Regions from separate parts of the Homo sapiens genome. Here region 2 is linked to region 1. A link is a loop called in an ENCODE intact Hi-C map of the cell type or tissue named here. Cell type or tissue: natural killer cell. All regions are shown on one strand. Each heading gives the region's core, and the rest is flanking DNA. Links, peaks and the distances in the headings are about the cores only.

Region 1 (8,348 bases), core at 31-8,030:
GCCCTCCCTTTCAGGGAATCATTTATGCTTATAAGCCATCAACCAGAATTTAGTAACAGAGCAACCCTTAGCAATGAGATGAAAAGTGACATATTCATTGCATGTTACCACATGATTAGCTAAATACTGGGGATTCTATTAGGAAAGGAAAAAACAATATTGGGTCTCAACTGGCTGCCTCTGCTGTGCATTGTTTCCACATTTAATAGCTACCCAATATTCCTTTTAATAGGTGTACTAGAATTTATTTTATGAATTTAGGTAATTTCTAAATTTGTTATCTTAAGAATTTCTGTAATAAAACTTCCCTTGTACATATATCTTTAAGTTTCTGTCTGATAAAATTATTGGAATAAACTCTCAGAACTGAAAAGAGTCAAAAGCATTAAATTTTAACTTTTCTGTGTAAGGTATTGTTAAGAAAATTGTCCAAATGGGTACTATCTGTGAGCAGAAAGTGACAGGGCCCATTTATCTATAGTTTCACCAATGTGATATATAGTTAATCCTGTTGATTTGTCAAGCCACAAATAAAATCACTTTAAATTTTAGGTATTTCCTTTATAAATTGGTTAAGCATCCTTCCATATGCATATTGGTCACTATACACAAGTTACATGTTAGCTGGTGTCTCCTATTGCCCACAGGTTCTACACATGTTTGCTTTGCACTTAAAGGAACTATCTTCTGGGCTACCTCTCCAAATTCAAACCCCACCAAGCTTTTCCTCTTACCTGCTAGGCACATTCTCACTTTAGAATTTGCTACCATTACCATCACTGCCCAAAATAATACCCCTTCTCATCACCATACTCATATGGTATGCCACTGCACTTATTTCAGCCCTTATTGGCAAAATCTAATAAAAAGCTATCCGACCAAGGAAAAGTAGGGTTTGCAGAATTCCAAACCTGAGATCATAGAGCAAAGTATGAAAGGATGAAATTAAAGTTGATAAATAATTGTTTAATGACTGGTACAGTGCACTGCTGTGTCCTATGTAACTTATCAAAATCATTCTGCTCTTCTTAGTGTTACAGTAGCATTACCACAAAAGCAGAATCAGATTGTTTGTACCTGTATCATTCAGAATTTGATCAGAGAAGCAGAATCCTCTGAAAGCTGTTTCAATGGTCTATGTGAAGCTGATGCTTCTTTGTCTATGACTGGAACCTGTAGGGTACCTGGCAGGGTAAGCAAGAGGTGAGTGAAAATAGACTTGATGGTAAAGAAGCAAGACAACCTAAAACCTGTATGAATCAGCTAAAAACTGAAAGACTGGACTAAACTCATTCCAGTCTCTCACTGTTGCTATGCTTCCAACTTTGGAGATGGGTGTGTTCTGCAGAAGGAGCTAATGTTAAACTCATACCTGGATCTAAGTAATCATCTGATTGAAGAATTGAGGAAGCTGAAGGAGAAAACTGACTGGACCCGCAGGAACGGTGGGCCTGGCTGTTTCTCCAACCAACCACAAGAGTGGCGACAGACCTAAGTTGCAACGTGGCTCGTGTTTTTCACCAGGCTTCCATGTCTAATAAATTATGGTTGCTGCTTTACTCTCATCTTCCAAATCTCAGGAAAAAACAGCTCCTGTGGCCTAAGCTAACCTGGAACTACATATGGAGAGGAATTCTGAGAAACTTAGTTTCAGCTTAGTTAAGTTGACACAATAAAAAACTAAAACATTGGCCTGCATGTAGTACACTATAAATATGTATGTATAAATAGTCATATATATTGATCCACTGACTTCTCTTATCACTTCTACATTTTCTCCTTAGATGAAATCATGTAATTTCATTGTATTCAATGTCATCTATATGTTGCTATATTCCCAACTTTGTATATACTCAATAGATTTGTCTTCTAAGTTTCACATCAATATTTAACAAATTGACAACTGGTATATTTTTGGGACATAATTCCAAAACTGGATTTATATTTATCACGTCTTTCTACTCCTCAATTAACTCTTCCTTCATTCTTCCCACACTTCTTAGTGAGTGATACTTATACAGAACCAAAAAACTTGGAGTTATCCTTGATATCTTTTTCTCCTGCAAATCCCACATAAAATCAGTCACCTAGTTCTGCTAATTTTCTCTCAGTTTCATCCATTTTTCCACATCTGGTGTGGTAGGCCCAGGCTAAGGCAAAAATCATCTCTCAATTGAAGTATGACAAATGTCTCTTAATTCCTTTAAAAAATGCAAGCTCTCTTTTTTTGGTCTGGAAAAATATTGGGGAATACAATGAACAAATTTTGTGATTATAACAGTAATCAAATTAGAGGGATTGGCTAATGGCATTATGTAATGGGATTTTGCTGTACTGTTGAGAATATTCAGTTCTGCTATAGAAGATTAAAAAACAAATAGGATGGATGGAATTCATAAGAAGTGCTAAACATGGACAACAATATGCTGGAAAATAAGCATGTGAGATATAGGCAAAACCCACAGGATAGGTTTATTATATATAATGAAAAAGAAGTAATTTGTGAGACATAGGTAGAATTCAGATGATCTGGTAAAACAGATAGTAAGTTAGTAACCTGTATGACAACCAGAGATAGAATAAATAGAAAATGTGATGGAACAAAAATATGCTGCTTAGATGCAAAGGATGAAAAGACCCACATCTTGAGGATGCCACTTCTTCTTGATCAAGAACTTTATTAAACCTCAATTAGCCACCACTTGTTGACACACAGCATGGTTCTATTCTAGTCCTACCCAAGAAGTTCAATAAGATACCAAGTATGGTTCTATTCTGATCCTGCCCAAAAGTGCAAATAAAACCAAAGGCTGTTCAACAAATGAATTGATGCTACTCTTGCATCAAGCACACTTCTCCTGCATCTCTCTGAAAGAGGAGGTTTGTGTCCTTGGTTCAGGATATCTTCCCTTGGGGCCCTTCTCTGTTCAGACATTAACTCTGGCCCTCATCATTGAACCAGCACCCATGAAGGCTGATGTTTCAAAAGAGAAGCAAGATTTATGCACATTGTGAACCCTAGGACTCAGGGAGTGTAGTCCTTTCACCCTGTTTGCACCTCTCTAAGTGAATTACCTTACCCCAATTCATTCTCCTTGTTTTTTGCTCAGTATTTTAATCAATTTAATAAGCCATGTGGTTTGGTCATTTTAATTTGGTCTGAAAGCCTTTCTGTTCCTCGACCTCTGGGATAGCTCACCAGTTAGTGCTTCCACTGCATCAAGGCAATTTCCCACATATTGCATTCTCAGCTAATGTAGTGTCTTTCTGTATTGAAAGAAGACTTGGGAAGGAGGCAAATGCTTCTCAGCATCATAATACTAAGGCTATCATTTTTCAAGTCAGGTCAAAGTCTAATTGATGGGATAAATTTATATTCCTTAATGAGACTAAACTATGTGTGCTTTAGAGAAAATGTAATATACTTAGAACTGGTGTGTCTGCCCTTAAGTAATTTAGGAAGAAATTCATCTTTTATGTTTACTGTTGGAGAGAATAGGGAATATTCCCCAACCCAAAGGAATAGATTCCCCAGGTTTCATCAGTGTGAGCATAGTCTGGGCAGAAGAAGAAAGTCTAAGGCACCAGACTTTGAATAATTCAAGAAGGAAAAGAGAAATGACTTTTATGATAGTTTAAGTTTCTAAAGAAAGGCAAGTAGAAGTGTTTTTGTTATTGAAAGTGGACCTCTGGAAGAAGACATGGATTTTGAAGACAAACTGAAAATTAAAATTAATTGAAACATACTAGATTCTTAAACTAGTGCATATATGAGCACGCACATACACTCCCACCCCACCCCCCCCACACACACACACTGAGGCATGAGAATAGGAAGTCACACTTTTTTCCTTCCTCTCTGTCTTATTTTCGTTTTACTTTCATAGCCCTTGATTCTCAGAACTGCTTAATCTTTTTCTGAAGTTCAGTGTATTTTTGGTCTGAAACGGCAATTCTCAGCAAAATGACACTCCTATTTTCTGATTATTTCAGAACTAGAAAAGCAAAGTGTTGGCCTTCTGAGATTTAAGAAAAAATCATATTGTTTATTTCTAGTCTCATGCACTCAACCAATCACTCACCTCCACATTTCTGACACTAGATGTATGGGAGTCTTGCCCCACACACCAAATAATTCTCCGGCAGACACTAGCTGGGTTTCCTATAATTCAATTTAATTCTGACACTATCTAGATAGATAATGGGATCTGGATAGTGTCTGATATGGTTTGGCTGTGTTCCCATGCAAATCTCATCTTGAATTGTAGTTCCCATAATTTCCATATGTCCTGCGAGAAACCTGATGGGAGGTAATTGAATCATGGGGGCTATTTTACCCATGCTATTCTTGTGATAGTAAGTTCTCATGAGATCTGATGGTTTATAAGGGGCTTCTCCCTTCACTTGGTTCTCATTCTCTCTCCTGCTGCCATGTGAAAAAACACATGTTTGCTTCCCTGTCTGCCAGGATTGTAAGTTGTCTGAGGTCTCCCCAGAGATGCTAAACTGTGAGTCAATTAAACCTCTTTCCTTTATAAATTACCCAGTCTTGGGTATGTCTTTATTAGCAACATGAGAATGGACTAATATGGTGTCAGATCCCACAAGTTAAAGGCTTATTACCATAAAAATTTCCCCCACTTCAAAGGCCAATTGCAAGTAGTAGGTTATCAACAATACTTCCTCTTAACCAGCTATAAATCATGTTTTGCATTAGTGGCTCACAGAAGTCAGAGAAACAGTTTACTTAGAATTACTGGCTTATTAATCATGGATATAACCAAGGATACAGATGAACAGCCAGAGGAAGAGGTACATAGGGTGAGGTCTGGAAGGATAGCTTCTGTCCCTATGGAGTTGAGGTGCACCATCCTCCCAGCACTCAGATGTGTTCACCAACTCAGAAGCTCCTGAACCCCATAGTTCAAAGATTTTTAGGGAGGCTTCATCATGTAGCCATGACTGATTATAAACTCCATTTGCAGCCCTTCTCTTCTCTTTGAGGAATGGGGGGTGGGGATGAGAGCTCCAAGCATATAACCACGGTTTAGTCTTTCTGGTGACCAGCCCCATCCTAAAACCCACCAAGTCACCTCATTACAACCAAAGATACTTCTATTACCCAGGAAATTCAAAAGGATTTAGGACCTCTGTGCCAAGACCCTACATCAAAGACCAAATATTAGAACAAACAATTAACCTACCACCTTTATCTACAATGTTACTAGGAGCTTTGTCTCAGGAATCAGGGCAGAGACTAAACATTAGAACAAAAGATTCTTTTAGCACCTCTATTGCTCAGAAAATTGCAATAGTTTTAGGAGTTCTGTGCTAGGGACTGGGGTTAGAGACCAATATGTGTATTTCTTATTACTTCACTGATCTTCCCTGTCTGAAGAAAAGTACAGAAAAGAAGATGTTCCCTGAGCATGAGAAAACAGGAGACCAATTTTCCTAATTTTTATTCATTGGGCAGCAAGTGATATCTTCACAGGATAACAAGTGACAGAAAGGAGAGAGTCTGCTAAAGTAATATTAGATATCCCCATCTCTTTTGCATCCTCGCCAACCCTACTCCTGCCTCTGATTCATTCTCGAAACAATAGCCTGAGTGGTCTTACAAAATCTTAAAACAAAAAATCCTTAACAAACCTTTCCGACGCTGCTAACTTCGTTTTATATAATTTGTTTTCTCTGAACCACATGCAGACAAGCAGTTTCTCACCTAAGGGCCTCAGGGCCTCCAGGCATTCACATGTTGTTTTTTTCTGCTTGTAATACAGTAATTTTCCTTTCATTGTCCATTGGGCTAACTCATATGCCTTCTTCAGCCATCATCTTAAGAGGCACTTCCTCAGAGAGGACTTCTCTGATCCTCAGTCTAAACTGGATATCCTGTTATTTACTGGCATAAAAATGAGATTTTAAAAAATCCTTCAATGTACTTGTCACAAATTGTAATTATATATTTACCAATTTTTTTGTTTAATGTCTATCCTTTCCTAAAACTATAAGCATTTATTAGGGTAAACGATCCCCCTTTTATTCTCATCTGCACAGAACCTACCAAATTATATAAAATAGAATTTGTGCTCAGAAATACTTAGGGAATGGAATAAATTCTCAAATAAAGCATATGTTCCCAAAATGTATATGGATTCATCATGTTAAATATACCAGAGATTAGGCTAGATGGGAAAGAAATCACATCATTTATAGATAAGAATTTAAATATCTTTTAGGATTCAAGTTCAAAGTGTTTTATTGTCATGGCAAAAGAGTAAATGACCATGATTAGATGCATTTACTCCATTATATTTTCAAGAGTGTTAAACATTAATCAGAACTTCCAAATAATCATGTTTCTCTCCCTTCTATTTAATTGTGAACAAACTAAGAAGTCCACACCCTATTCAGATAGTTAGAAATAAGCAAAACTCCTTTACCATTAAGTTGGTGTCCTAAGATTATTGTGAATATCTTTTGCCTGAAAGTGAGGCACTCTCCCATAATAGCACCCTTCCCCTGGCTGCATTCACAGACCCTAATGTGGTAAAATTATTTCATAGCAGAGAAGAGCATGAATACGATAGTCCCACCTTATCCGTGTTTTGTCTTCTGTGGTTTCATTTACCTGCAGTCAATTATGGTCTGAGTATTACAGGATTTTGAGAGGGAGAGAAAGACTATATCTACGTAACATTTTTACAGTATCTTCTTATATTTTTTATTTTACTATTAGATATTATTATCAATCTCTTACTATACCTAATAAATTAAACTTTATCATAGTATATGTACAGGAACGAGCACCGTAAATTTAGTGTTCAGTCCTATCATACATTTCAGGCATGCACTGACAATCGTGGAACATGTCTCCCAAGAAAGGTAAGAGGGGAAAACTGTGTTTTCTAAGCATATGCCCCTCCAAAAAGACGAAGAAGAGGCCAAACTGGTTATATGCAACATATTCTTATTTCACAGATTAGATAACTTACTTTCTTTCCCATTATGAGGAGTGAAAAGAAGGAGAGGACAAAGTGCAGAAGGCCTCCTCCGAGTGTTGACTCTTCCTGTGTAGTAGGACTGATGCTTTCTTTGTAGGCCAAGTTACAAATTCAGGAAGAAGGAGACCATGGTTTTGCCAACTTTCTTCTCTTTTCCTAGATATTTTCTCCTCCTCAGTTTATAGTTTAAACACTTCTTCCTGTGAAAGAAGTGACATAGGAAAGTCTATGTCACTTCACCTAAATCCACAAATTGCTACCCACTACCATTTACAAAGAAAGAAAATGAGAAAAACGTAACTTTTAAAATCTAAAGGATTGTAAATTATATGAAGAGGAAAAAAATTGCATAACACTCTACACACAGAGTTAAGAAAAGTAAAATAACGGCATTCAAACATTTTATCCAATTTTATATTAAAGGAAAACATAAAGAAGCAAAAAACCAATACAAGCAGCTTCCTTATGTTTAAGAAAGTAAGTGTGTGTGTGTGTGTGTGTGTGTGTGTACAGCAAGGTTTCTGATTTAGTAAATACTAAGAAAAGCAAGTTAGTCTTTCATTCTTTTTTAAACAATACCATCACGAAATTCTTGTTTTTCATCCCAGTTATCAACGGTTTGAAAGTAGCTATGTTTGGACCTGGACCATTCTCCAGCTCTTTTTGTTTGTATTACCCGTGCCCACCTAAAGGGCGAGCACAGGTCAGAGGACAGCCCCTGCTCCCAGGCCACACCCGCTCCCAGCTGCACCCTTACCTATGGCCTCGCTTGATGATGATGCCATTCTCAGTAGAGAAGGCGTCTAAGGGCAACCCTTGGATGTTCCAGTTCCAGACTTTGGTAGGATTGGACAGGAAGTTATCAACGGCAAAGCCAAGGGAGCAAGGAACCTGAAGCTCCCAGATCTTGAAAGTATCTGGTTAGATAGAAAGAAGTCCAGCTGAGAGAGCAAGTTGTTGCAGGAAAAAGAAAAGTGCACTCATTGGTTAACAAGCTAAAATTAATACCTTACATACACCCTGAAACACAACATTATAATTTCTATTTCTAATAAACTTAAAATCAAAACCACAATGAAAAAAAGTAAATACTACAAATTAAGAAATAAGAAAAAACTACTATTTAGAAATTATTTGCTTCTGGATCCTTCCAACAATCAAAACAATAAACTAGAAGTATTTTGTCCCTTTTCTCAAAACACTTAATATGGTATGGTAGCATAAATACATTAATTATGTTATTATTAATTTAATATGGATTTATTCTACTTTTTCCTTGATATCATGAGACATGAAGTATCAGTTATTATTTTTAAAGTAGGTGAGCATGGCTTTAATTCA
Region 2 (8,348 bases), core at 240-8,239, 170 kb after region 1:
GGTAAGGTATGTTAATTGGCTTAGGTTTTATCCTAAAAAATATTTTCTATAAATAGTTGTCAATATGGAAATGGAGTGTTCACATTTGTATTTCAGATAACTTATTTTGGCTGCTCCTCTTAACTAGTGAATTGCAAGCTTCCCCTTAACATTCTGAAGTCCCACTTGCACTCTTTAAAATCTCCAAGTTATTTTACAATAACTGCTAATAATAGAGGCTGAGTTCAGGCTAAAGATAGAGAAGTAACCATATAGCTGGGAAAGTATAAGCCAGTAAATCAGGGGGCACCCGTGCTTCCAAAGTTACTCAAATAAAATGGAGCATGTTTTCTCCACACAGTGAGATCAATTTATCATTCATCCATCTACTACTTTCCAGATGCTGTCCTAAGCACGGTAAGGATACAAAGATGAAAAGGACACTATTCCCACTTTCAGAAAGTTAATGCACTTGGAGGGGAGAAAAACACATATAACTCTAATAAAATTAGTCTATGAATACTACTAGCAGAGACTTTATGTTTCCATGAGGTTGCAATCTGACCTTGTTCATCAGTGGTCCCTAGTACCTAAATGTTTCCTAGTACATAATAGGCATTTAGCAATTATATTTTTCATGGATGTGTGAGAAGGTGATATAAACTCACGGCAATAGTAGTTTAGAGATGATTACTTCTGGCTATGGAGGCAAAGGTATTTGGGAATAGGTAGTATTTGCCTAGGTGTTGAAATATAGGTATTAGTATTGTTTAGCAAGAGAGGAAGCTAGATGAAGAATGTGTGAGAACCTTCCAGGAAGAAACACCAACAAAATCACAACCAAAGACAAGGTGGCAGGAAAAGAAAATGGTATTTAGTTAACAGAGAATTGAATTGAACTGTCTAGATGAGGACAGATAGAAAGTAGTGGAGAAGGGGCTAGAAAGGTCAAGCGTTGGCTTTTTTTTTTTTTTTTTTTTTTTTGACAAGTTCCTGCTATGTTGCACAGGGTGGAGTACAGTTGCTATTCACACATGTGGTCATAGTGCACTACTTCTGGCCTCAAGTAATCCTCCTGCCACCCTCTGGAGTGGTTGGGGCTACAGGTATGCACCAATGCATCTGGCTATGGGCCTTTTTGTGGGGGAAGGAAGCAGCAATGTACTACCTGGTTAAAATGTTTGAAGAGCTTGAAGGAGATAGGTATGGATCAGGTAGAACAGTATGTTTCCTATTCTGTATTATTCTGGGGGGACAATGGCTGCAGGGGATTGGCACTAGGAATAGAAAACTGAAGAAAGAGCTAAGCTAACCAAATAGAATTATAACCTACAGGAATTATATCATGTTTTCCTTAAACTACAGGTGTTCGTCCCAATAAAAATCAATACTAATTGTTATTTTTCTATAGACCAGACATGCTTTGCAGAAACATTTCTCTATTCCACTAAGTTCTGTAAAAAATCATCACAACAAATAAAAACAAAAAGTGAATAATTGAAAGCCTTTCTCCAAGAATTAATAATACATTAACATGTGAATAAAACATGTTTCTAAAGGAAATATAATTACTTTTATTCTGAGAGAATGACTTAAAGCATTCTCTTTACCTTAAATATTTATGTTAATTTAGCTTATTATCTTACTAAAATATTTTAACAAATTACTCAATGCAGGTTATGTTAATTCTAAAGCTACAGCTGTACAATTTAAATAACTAAAAAAGTTATTGTCACTTATGCTGCTTATAAGTAGGTGTCACCATTTTTAAATGAACACTTTAATCATCATAATTGTGTTAGTAATTTTGCTACTTATTGCCTGAAGCGCTTAAGTTGAAGATAGTTAGCCATGCCTTAGGGGTCTAGTGTAGTGCTATAAAGAGGAAATTAACTGAAAGATTGATTACTAAAAAAAGTCTGGGACTTGCTTATGTATTGAACATAGCAGTAGGTCACAGATATATTTCAAATTTAACTGTCAATTTTCATTAGTTTTAGTCTTCTTTTTGGCTTATAAATTAAATATAATGGTGATGAGATATTTAAAAAATTAATGTCTTATTCAAAATATATTTAAGCTACATCATTGTGGTGCAATTTATATGAGTCCAGTATGGGGATGCTCTGAATTACTGACGCCATGATAATCACTCAGTTATGGAAGAGGGAATACTTCATTTGCCAAAATAAAAAAGGTGACTACAGGCATAATTAGAAATTATTAATTGTTTGGGATAAACAAGTAGCCTAAGGGTGACCCAAAAGCCATTAGGCAAATTTCAAAAGCAATTAGGTGAGGTTATTATTTCACTGAGGTTGTGTAGTCATAGGTGGTATTTCTTAAGGAGTGGCAAGGGATAACAAGACTCAAAATGGCCTTGAAAGAATTTGATAAGAAGGAAACTATTTGAACTGAATCCCAGGTCTTTTTAATTGGTTTCTATGACCAAAGGCCCTAAAATCTGCATTTAGGAAGTTTCTTAATTCCCTAAAACTGGTTCATAGAATCACTACACAAATGCCAGCAACTGTCATTGTTAAAGAGAATTATTTTTAAAATGTCATCTTAAGCTACTTCATTTTGGAGGGGGCAATTCAGGTGAATTTGTTGGGGTACTTTTGAATAAATAAAAATTAAAAATAAGAGACTTAATTCCCCCATTGAGATAAAGAAAGGGACTTCTTCATCCTCATTTTTATTAGAGCATTTACTTTAGAAACCTTATCATTGTAAGTACATTCTCCTCTCTTCGAAATGTACAGAAATTATTTTGAAAACTAGATAGGTCTTTTGTCAACTTTATGACTCAGGAATACCTTTCAGAGCTTGGAAGCCATCTTTTTGAAACGCTGATATGGTTTGGCTCTGTGTCCCCACCCAAATTTCACCTTGAATTGTAATCACCATAATCCCCACCTATCAAGGGCGGGACCAGGTGGAGGTAATTGGCTCATGGGGGTGGTTTTCCGCCATGCTGTTCTCATGATAATGAGTGAGTCTCAGGAGATCTGATGGTTTTATAGCATCTGGCATTTCCCCTGCTTGCACTCACTCCATCCTGCTGCCCTGTGAAGAAGGTGCCTGCTTCTCCTTTGCCTTCCACCATGATTGTATCTTTCCTGAGGCCTCCTCAGCAATGCAGAACTGTGAGCCAATTAAACCTCCTTTTTTTATAAATTACCCAGCATCAGGTATTTCTCCATAACAGCATGAGAACAGACTAATATAAATGTTAACATAAAGGAAGACAGTGCTCCTATCTCCCAGTTTCTGTGGAAGGATAATAATCTAACTTTTGTGGGCACCTTGCTCCAATTTGCAAAGCTAAAGCTATGTTCTATCATAAAGGTATATGGTTTTGATTGTTTGTTTGTCTCTCTCGATATAGCCAATATGCTAACACAGATGGTCACCCCAATTACAAGGTAAAGTTAGGATGAACTGTGTGACAAAAGGTGCTGTCAGTCCTCTTACTTGACAACTAGTTATTGTTCATCTTGAAAAATGTATGTAATGGGTTACTTGATTATATAAGGGGTAGAGATTCCTTTCTGTCTTTGCAATCTCTTAATGGATTTCCTGTGATGTGCATCATATTATGGTGTAATGCTTTTTCAATAATAAAAGTGTTCTCTTTCTCTACTGTCTTTGTGGATAATTTCTGGGTTGAGAGAATATTTTGTTTTTAATTATATTTCTTCAACACTTGCAAGCCCAAAGCCTTTTTAGTTAATGTGGATATGTGAAATACACTGGTATAAGGATGTGTCAACAGTAGTGACTATGGGAAACAGGTCACTGTTAACAGCATGAAAATTCCATTTTTTAGCACTAGCCAATATAAATAAACAAAATTTTAGCTTATAGACTGACAGTCTGCAGTACTGCTTTATGTGTAGGCTGTGTTCTTGAAAATTTCACATATATATATACACACACACATACACACACACACACATAAAAGCCCATAAATTGTTTTTAATTTAAATAAATTGGTCTTCAGATATCTTGGGGGCAGCCACTTTTGCAGTTTCATATTTTTGTAATGCCAATCCAGCAGTACCAACATTATCTCATCTGTAAATTCAGATCTCTCTACATAAAACTAACAGAAACTCATTACTTAGTATACTGTGGTGAGAAACTTCCTGCCATACCAGCTCCTCTGCCTCCATTAAGGACCATTATGACAGACACACCACACAAAAGCACCCCGTCAGCTAGACTTGTTCCTGGAAATGGCCAGCCACAGAAAATCTTCAGTCTCTAACATTGAATAAGACTTCCTGTTTTGAAATATTCTGAAAATGCCGGCTCACCTAGTTCCAGCACACCAACTAATCTCAAATATACCTGAATAAGTCTCTGCTTCCACATCCCACTTTAATGTAATGCTCACCAATTAGAGACGCTTTCAGCATTTTTTTCTTTTTTACCAGGTAAAATTTACTCTCATTTCTAACATCCTTGTACCTCTGCTGAAATGAAAGTGATGACAGATGGGTTCTCTTCCTGCACATTTATGAATAATCAGCCTGTGTTAATTTTAACTTGGGTTCAGTTTTGTATTTGACAGTGTATGATGTATATTTACTTGTTTCTATCCTACACAGTGTAAAGGCTTTCCGAGGGCAAGAGTGTATATGCTTACATTTTTACTGCCTGACACTGCCTGGCACACTAGGAGATCCAATTTATATTGACTGGACAGATTCATGTGTCTTGATAAAGCTGTTAGTTAAAAAAGAATCCTTAGTTTTAATGGTAGTGTATTTTATGGAAGTAAACAAAGACCATCTGAATGAGAACAAGCAAAGTTTATTTATTCAGAGTTTTTAATTGCAAAGGAATCAGCCATCATTGCTTGCATTTTGGCAGACTCAAAGTGCAGCAGAAAAGTAGGGAAGCTTCATAGTTGAGAAGAGGAAAGGCTTCAACTATTATTCCCTGATTGGAGGCTGTTGTTGTGGGGTGGCTAACTAGAAGTGAAGCATCGATGGAATTGGTTAGAGGTGTATAACTGGCTTTCTCTAGTTGGTCCTAAGTTGGAAGCAGGGACAAAAATTATTAAAGTTGTCAGTTATTAATCAAGGCCTGGTCATTTGGGGTCAATTGTAATAGGAGTTATTGTTTGGCTTCCTGGATTTATTATTAGAGATAACATTCTGACTTCCTACAAGTCAGATGTGTAGCAAGCTGGCATCCTGTGCTGGTAGCTGCAAATTGTGGGTTAGGGTTCTATTTTTCTATATGGTCTGGCTTTCACTCATTTGTATATTCTGTCTCTCAATTCCTTCAGTAGCATCCTAGAAAAGACTCTATTGTTAGTTCATCCTTCTTATTGAGCAGATCTATCTTCCTTATCCAGACTCTAAAAGCTTTAGGGATCCCTATTGCCTAACAAAAAAAGTCAAAATCCTTTAGCCTGGCACAATCCAGACTCAAACCATCTTCTCGGCCTTTATAGCCTGCTGTTCTCTTCCATGCATCCAGCAATGTAAGCAAACTGGAGTCCTTTCTATTGCAAAATACAACTATGCTTTCTGGCTTTTGTGCCTTCAAATCAGCTCTCTCCTTTTTTTCTGATCTCTTCTCCATCCACTTTCCATCTCTGCCAATTCCTAGCTGAGAATCCCTGAAGGCCAAGTTGAAATGTATTTTCCTTTTCTGAACATTTCATAAAACTTCACTTTAAATGCTTTTCAGAGTAAAGTACTATGTAACTATAATATGTATACATTGCTTTTATCTATGTTAGAAAAATTATCTAAACCTTGAAAATAAGAAAAAATGTGAATAGCACATTTTTTCAGTGTCCCATGAAAGCAAAACATCATTTATGGGAATGTACATGATTACCTCACTATTTACCCAAGGTCTAAGACTTAAGAAAGGGAAGTTAGACTTTTAAACTGATTTTTTAAAAATTAGACTTTAACTTGTAGACTTTTTTAGAAAGATGAAATTAATTTCTCTCTTGTACGATATACAATTCCAAAATTTTATATCCCTTTCTATGAGTTTTGTCTCTAACCTGGTGATCTCAAATAATATTACTTACAAATAATTACTTTTCAAATGTTCTTTATATCAATTAAAACTTCTTATTAGGCCCGGCGCGGTGACTCACACCTGTAATCCCAGCACCTTGGGAGGCCGAGACGGGCGGATCATGAGGTCAGGAGTTCAAGACCAGCCTGGCCAACATGGTGAAACCCCATCTCTACTAAAAATACAAAAATTAGCCAGGCATGGTGGTGTGCACCTGTAATCCCAGCTACTGGAGAGGCTGAGGCAGGAGAATCTCTTGAAGCCAGGAGGCAGAGGTTGCAGTGAGCGGAGATCACACCATTGCACTCCAGCCTGGGCAACAGAGTGAGACTGTCTCATAACAAAACAAAACAAAAACAAAAAAAACTTACTTGTTCCTTTGTTAATTAAGAACTAGAATACAATTTTTGACATGTGTACATTTTATATATTCATGAGTCATGCTTTTACCCATTTGGAAGTTATACTTTGAGATGGGTGTGTTAAAAACACTGTTAGGAGAGTGAACTATTCTGTATGGAACTAGAATGGTGGCTACATGTCCACCATTTGTCCCAACTCACAGAATGCACAACATCAAGAGTCAACCCTAATGTGAACTATGGAGTCTGGGGGATATAATGTTTCAATGTTGATTCATGGATTATAACAAATGGACCACTCTGGTGGGGGATATTGATAATGGGAAAGGCTAAGCATGCATAGGTACCAAGGTTGTATGGAAAATCCTGTGCCTTCTGCTTGATTTTATTGTAAACCTAAAACTGCTCTGGAAAAATAATTAATTAAAAGCAAAACAAAACGTAACACCTTAAGGTGTGCTTTAATTTTTTTCCATTGTTTATTTCCTTAGAGGTCTCATTCCATTGTGTTATATATAATATACGTTCAATACATGCTTGATGAATAGCCTATCCAATTTTGGTTAATAATGAATCCAAAGAAACATTTCTTTTTGAATAACCAGAATATAATCTTATATCTTTAGTGAAAATTTATGTTTTGGTTAGGTTTTTTTTTATTAGCCAAACGATATTTGGCTCATCATGTAAGTTGATTAAAATGTGTAAGTGAAATGTATGTTTACTTATATCATCAGATGACAATAAATAATTTGTATTATTAATAAAAAATGTAAAGCACACAAATAAGCCATAACCTCAATTAAAAAGTCAAACAACGCTCTTAAAGCTCCACATTATCAGGTGGCATTACTCAGTCAGAGGTATCTTTATAAACTCAAAACCTGTAATTTGGCCTACAATAGCACCTGAAATGAATTTAATTCCCTGATGTCAACACAAACAATTTCAAAGTGAAGTTTTCTATGCATGTAGAAAGTTATATATGGAAGTTCTTAAGTTACCTGACAGAAACAAATCCATGTTGTAGACAAAATGTCAGTGGGATTTAAGAAGAAAAAAAAAAAAAAAAAGAGGTTACATGAGGGACAATGAGTTATCTCAAGCTTGAAATTAACATATAATCTGCAGCAAATACATATACTTGTGAAATAGCTTTATCCAAAAGAAAATCCGTCTCGTGTAAATTTTCAGCAGTAATATATGAAAAGGATAATACATCATTCCCAGGAGGCTTTATCTAAAGAACAAAAAGCTGTTTTAACTCTCAAAAATCAATCAGTATAATTCATCATATTAATAGAATAGAAAAGATAAGCCATATGATTATCCTAATAGATGCATAAAAAGCAATTGACAAAATTCAATACTGATACCTAAGAAGAATTTTGCGTAGAGTAAGATTGGAGGGGAATTTCTTCAATCTGATAAAGGGAACCTATGAAAAACCTGCAGTTGACTGTGTACTTAATGGCAAATTATTGAACTCTTTCCCAATGAGATCAGAAACAAATCAATGATTACCATTATCACCACTTCTATTCAACATCATACTAGAAGTCTGTTTATGTAAAAAAATCTTAAACTATCTAAAAACAGCTACTAGGCCTAATAAATGGACTAAACATAGTCACTACAGATAAGGTTAATATGCCAAAACCAACTGTATTTTTATATACTAGCAGAAAACAGGAAAAAAAGTTAAAATTTTAAAATCTACGATAGCATTAGAAAACAAGTTATTTAGACTTTCTAAATTTATGAATGTTTTGGAGAATTTTATCTTAGTGATCTACATGTATGGTGTACTTTGAGCAGTATATTTTATACATGGTCTACTTTAATCTTCAAAACAACTTTATGAGGTAGGTGATGTTTTTCCTACAGCACTTGTCAAAACGACACGGCTTGAAAGAGACAGAGATAGGGTTTAACTCTGTGTTGAGAAAGTGA

The links. Hi-C counts contacts between places; a loop is a spot of excess contacts. Peaks named below come from ENCODE experiments on the same cell type or tissue, not always from the same donor. Only the 100,000 strongest peaks of a DNase experiment are listed, where the experiment ranks them.
Region 2: a loop joins it to region 1, with 2.2 times the contacts of the local background. A loop is called at or near these places in 3 of 110 quality-filtered maps.

What each region holds. Positions count from the first base shown.
Region 1 is chr11:104,872,832-104,881,179 of GRCh38, reverse strand. It overlaps LOC107984380 (a long non-coding RNA gene), which reads right to left and starts at 7,965. Exons shown (of 3, transcript XR_007062985.1): 1 at 7,765-7,965; 2 at 6,999-7,207; 3 at 5,612-5,905. RefSeq lists a silencer at 3,855-3,944. In natural killer cell, for the core only: no CTCF peak of the experiment used is centred there; DNase peaks (open chromatin) are centred at 3,839 and 4,559; H3K27ac peaks cover 2,730 bases.
Region 2 is chr11:104,701,836-104,710,183 of GRCh38, reverse strand. No RefSeq gene overlaps it. Among named protein-coding and RNA genes, the nearest start is that of LINC02552, 97 kb to the right of the region's middle. RefSeq lists enhancers at 4,244-4,363, 4,374-4,503. In natural killer cell, for the core only: no CTCF peak of the experiment used is centred there; DNase peaks (open chromatin) are centred at 3,633 and 4,193; H3K4me3 peaks cover 1,014 bases; H3K27ac peaks cover 3,665 bases.